2 separate regions of the Homo sapiens genome follow, and region 1 is linked to region 2. Evidence: read pairs that join two places in POLR2A ChIA-PET (ENCODE). Cell type or tissue: B cell. All regions are shown on one strand.

Region 1 (2,500 bases), 190 kb after region 2:
GGCTTGTAGGGACAACTGAGACCAATGGTGCTTTTAAAATTATGCAGTGGAGGCCGTGAGCGATGCTCATGCCTATAATCTCAGCACTTTGGGAGGCCGAGGAGGGAGGTTTGCTTGAGGCCAGGGGTTCGAGACCAGCCTATGAAACATTGTGAGGCCTCATTTCTATGAAACATACAAAAATTTGGCCGGGGCTGGGCATGGTGGCTCATGCCTGTAATCCCAGCAGTTTGGGAGGCCGAAGCGGGTAGATCACCTGAGGTCAGGAGTTTCAGACCAGCCTGGCCAACATGATGAAATCCCGTCTCTACTAAAAATACAAAAAAATTAGCTGAGCGTGGTAGCGTGCACCTGTAGTCCCAGCTACTCAGGAGGTTGAGGCAGGAGAGTCACTTGAACCCGGGAGGTAGAGGTTGCAATAAGTCGAGATTGTGCCATGGCACTCCAGCCTGGCAGCGGAGTGAGACTCTATCACACACACACACACAAAAACAATTAGCCAGGCATGGTGGTGGGCACCTGTAATCTCAGCTACTTGGGAGGTTGAGGCAGGAGAATTGCTGCAACCTGGGAGGCGGAGGTTGCAGTGAGCTGAGAACATGCCATTGCACTCCTGGGCCGACAATAGCAAGACTCCGTCTCAAAAAAAAAAAAAAATTTGGCCGGGCACCGCGGCTCACATCTGTATCCCAGCACTTTTGAAGCCAAGTTGGGTGGATTGTTTGAGGTCAGGAGTTCGAGATCAGTCTGGCCAACATGGTGAACCCCATCTCTACTAAATATACAGAAATTAGCCAGGTGTGGTGGCACATGCCTGTAGTCCCAGCTACTTGGGAGGTTGAGGCAGAAGAATTGCTTGAACCCAGGAAGCGGAGGTTGTAGTGAGCCAAGATCGTACCACTGCACTCTAGCCTGGGTGACAGAGTGAGACTTTGTCTCCAAAAAAAAAAAACCGCCAGGTATGATGGTGCACTCCTGTAGTCCCAGCTACTCAGGAGGCTGAGGCAGGAGGATTGCTTGAGCTCAGGAGTTGGAGGCTGCAATGAGCTATAATTGTGCCACTGTACTCCAGTCTGGGTGACAGAGCCAGACCCAATCTCTAAAAAAACCGTCAAAACTATGCAGTGGGGTATGTCACCTTCATCCCCTGGGAGAATCAGCGCCCTGCCCAGGTCTTTGCCCTTGGGTGGGACAGAAGCTCACGTGTTCCCAATCCTCTTCCTCCCTTCCCTGCCGGCTGACCCCAGCGCTGGAGAGCAAGTGTAAGTCAGGCGAGAAGAAGGTGGACGCCCTCCTGAAGGAGAAGCGGCGCCTGGAGGCAGAGCTGGAGACCGTGTCCCGGAAGACCCATGACGCCTCGGGCCAGCTAGTCCTCATCAGCCAGGAGCTGCTGCGGAAGGAGCGGTGAGGCGGCCGTGGGGCCGGCTGGGTCCTCCCTGTGGCCCTGGCCCTTGCTCCTCTTCTTGACATTAGCTCATGTTATCTTGGGGCAGAGAGGGGGATAGAGCTGGTGGGCCAGGTGGCCGATCTCGAGCGATCACCCTGCTCTCCTCTAAGCTCCGATAAAGTCTCCAAAGCCTCTACACTGTTTTCCAAGCAGAGCTTATAGAAAAGAGTAGGGCCAGGCACAGTGGCTCATGCCTGTAATCCCAGCACTTTGGGAGGCTGAGGCAGGAGGATTGAGCCCAGGAGTTCAAGACCAGCCTGGGCAACATAGTGAGACCCCTATCTCTAAAAAAAAAAAAAAAAAAAAAAAAATTAGGCTGGGTGCAGTGGCTCACACCTGTAATCCCAGCACCTTGGGAGGCCGAGGCAGCCGGATCACCTGAGGTCAGGGGTTCAAGACTATCCTGGCCAAAATGGTGAAACCCTGTTTCTACTAAAAATACAGAAATTAGCTGGGTGTAGTGGTGTGTGCCTGTAGTCCCAGCTACTCAGGAGGCTGGGGCATGAGAATTCCTTGAACCCGAGAGGAGGAGGCTGCAGTGAGCTGAGATCATGCCACTGCACTCCAACCTGGGTGACCAGAGCAAGACTCCATCTCAAAAAAATAATAATAATAAAGTTTTTTTTTTTTCTTTTAATTAGCCAAGCCTGGTGGTATGCACCAGTAGTCCTAGCTACTTGGGAGGCTGAGGCAGGATGATCTCTTGAGCCCAGGAGTTCGAGGCTGCAGTCAGCTATGGCATACCACTGCACTCCAGCCGGGGCAATAGAGCAAAACCCTGTCTCTTTAAAAAAAAAAAAGAAAGAAAGAAAGAAAGAAAAGAGAGAGAGAGAGAAAGAAAGAAAGAAAAAGAAAGAAAGAAGAAAGAAAGAAAGAAAGAAAGAAAGAAAGAAAGAAAGAAAGAAAGAAAGAAAGAAAGAAAGGATTAATGCCTCCCCAAAATGTTTGGTCTCAGGGACCCCTTTAAACTCCTAAAAATTATTGAGGATCCCCAAAGAGCTTTTGTTTGTTTATTCTATATTTACCATATTAGAATTAAGACTGAAAAAGTGT
Region 2 (2,500 bases):
CTGGGGCACCCAGCGGAATGTGCTTAGTATTTGGTCACCAGCCGTCATCCTGGGCTTTTCCTACTGTGTCTTGTTACAAGGCCTCAGCAATCCACAGAACTCTCTCTCCTTCCTTCCACCTGTCAGCTTCTCTGCTTCTGAGATAAGAACCATTTGTGTAACACCAACACTTAACTTCAGAAAGACATGCATTATGTGGTGTAATCAAACCCGATGCTTTCAGATGACCTACTTACATCTTCAATGTGGATAAGATAAAGAACAAAACACATGCATCTAAACTGCTGGGCAATCCAGTTGACTTTTAAATGTAAGAATGGAATTCCAAACACTTAACACATTCAGCTATATGACAGAAAGTAAATCTATGGATATGGTATTTTGTGAATGATCTTTTAAATAAAAGAAAACCTTACGTAATATTTAATGCTTGCCTTTATTTTTGAGTTCTTTTTAGCTGCTCATGGAATGTAACAATTTTAAATTTGGGAAGCACCATTGAAATGGAAGAGTCTTCCTGTCATTTTAATTCTGGGATGAGTGAAGTTATTTTAAAAGCTGGTGATGATTAGAAATAGGATGCCAATTTTTTCCCCTCACTTGCTAAAAATGTCCTTTTCCCAACCAGGCAGAAACCTTGAAAGTCTGGCTGTTTTTGGTTAGGTAAAGGAACATTTTTTTCCCAAGATGGAAGAAATCAAGCATTTACACAACATGTGGCTTCTTTTAACAACTGCTTGTAAACGAAATTCTAGGTGCCCCTCATGGCTGGGAGGGCTGCTGCTTCCTGACAGCAGATCCTGACTCTGGGGAGGTGCTGCTATAGGTTGGTATTGGATAGTGTTAAAATTGACTTAGGCAGACAAAGAAGAGCTGAGTGGGCAAGGTGCGGGGCATGAATGCGTGTTTGGCAAAGTCCTGGCTGACTTTGGAAGGGCCTGGCCAAGGCAGACCTTGCCTACCTTGAGGTAGGAGCATTGTCTGGTGATGGAGGACCCCGGACCACGACTAAATTTTAGTAAGGCAGGCAAGGGCTGTTCAGGTGGGAGCCTAGAGTAACTCTTTTGCTTCAACTACTTTCTACCCAAGAGTAGGTGGTAGAGAGGACCGGTGTTTCAGAGACAGGGTCTCCCTCTGTCACCCAGACAGGAGTGCAGTGGCGTGATCTCGGCTCACTGCAGCCTCCGCCTCACGGGTTCAAATGATCCTCTTGTCAGCCTCCCAAGTATCAGGGACTACAGGCACCCACCACCATGCCTAGCTAATTTTTGTATAGTAGAGATGGGGTTTCACCATGTTGACTAGGCTGGTCTCAAACTCCTGACCTCAAGTGATCCACCCACCTCAGTCTCCCAAATTGCTGGGATTATAGGCACAAGCCACCATGCCTGGCCCTGACATCTATTTTTAGTTGGTGATTTCTAGGGAATAGCCTGGTTTTCTCAATGAAGGACATTACTTAACAGAGATTAAGTCTAGAACAAGAAGAGCTGATTAACCTAGAACACGGGTTGACCTTGCCTTTAGGGTGGTGAAACGGCCTAAAACCTGAAGGAAGACTTCCCAGGGAGCTGGTCACTGGGGCCAGGCTCACTGGGCTTCTCTGAAGTCAGACCCTGGCCACATCTGGATGTTTTGTTTTTTTGGTTTTTGTTTTTTTTTTTTTTTTTTTTTTTTTTGGTGAGATGGAGATTTACTCTTGTTGCCCAGGCTGGAATGCAATGGCACGATCTCGGCTTACTGTATCCTCCACCTCCCAGGTTCAAGCGATTCTCCTGCCTCAGCCTCCTGAGTAGCTGTGATTATAGGCATGGGCCACCACGCGCGGCTAATTTTGCATTTTTAGTAGAGACAGGTTTTCACCGTGTTGCCCAGGCTGATCTCGAACTCCTGACCTCAGGTAATCCACCTGCCTCTGCCTCCCAAAGTGCTGGGATTACAGGCATGAGCCACTGCGCCTGGCTGGATGTTTTAAGATTTTATTTTATTTTGTATTTATTTTTCTTTGAGACAGAGTCATGCTCTGCCACCCAGGGTGGAGTGCAATGGTGTAATCTCAGCTCACTGCAACCTCCGCCTCTTGGGTTCCAGCGATCCTCCCACCTCAGCCTCCCTAGTAGCAGGGATTATAGGCACATGCCACCACGCCCAGCTAATTTTTGTGTTTTTAGTAGAGATGGGGTTTCACCATGTTGGGCAGGCTGGTCTCAAACTCCTGACCTCAGGTGGATCCACCCACCTTGGCCTCCAAAGGGCTGGGATTACAGGCGTGAGCCACTGCACCTGGCCTATTTCAATTTTTGTAGAGGTTTCACCATGTTGCCCAGACTCTTCTCAAACTCCTAAGCTCAAGAGATCTTCCCACCTTGGCCTCCGAAAGTGCTAGGATTACAAGCATGAGCTACCACGCCAGGCCAATGCTGAGATGTTTTAAGTCACTTTCTCATTTGTGAGGTTGACAGACTCATGAACACTTCCAGTCTTAAGGGTTTTCCTAGAC

What was found. Peaks named below come from ENCODE experiments on the same cell type or tissue, not always from the same donor. Only the 100,000 strongest peaks of a DNase experiment are listed, where the experiment ranks them.
Region 1: POLR2A ChIA-PET joins it to region 2 with 7 read pairs; 8 of 35 experiments call an interaction of 5 or more read pairs at or near these places.

The regions. Positions count from the first base shown.
Region 1 is chr7:74,387,856-74,390,355 of GRCh38, forward strand. CLIP2 (CAP-Gly domain containing linker protein 2) reads left to right here. Exons shown (of 17, transcript NM_003388.5): 13 at 1,248-1,404. Among named protein-coding and RNA genes, the nearest start is that of GTF2IRD1, 65 kb to the right of the region's middle. In B cell, no CTCF peak of the experiment used is centred here; no DNase peak of the experiment used is centred here.
Region 2 is chr7:74,196,675-74,199,174 of GRCh38, forward strand. It overlaps EIF4H (eukaryotic translation initiation factor 4H), which reads left to right. Exons shown (of 7, transcript NM_022170.2): 7 at 1-422. Among named protein-coding and RNA genes, the nearest start is that of MIR590, 6.7 kb to the left of the region's middle. In B cell, no CTCF peak of the experiment used is centred here; a DNase peak (open chromatin) is centred at 1,033.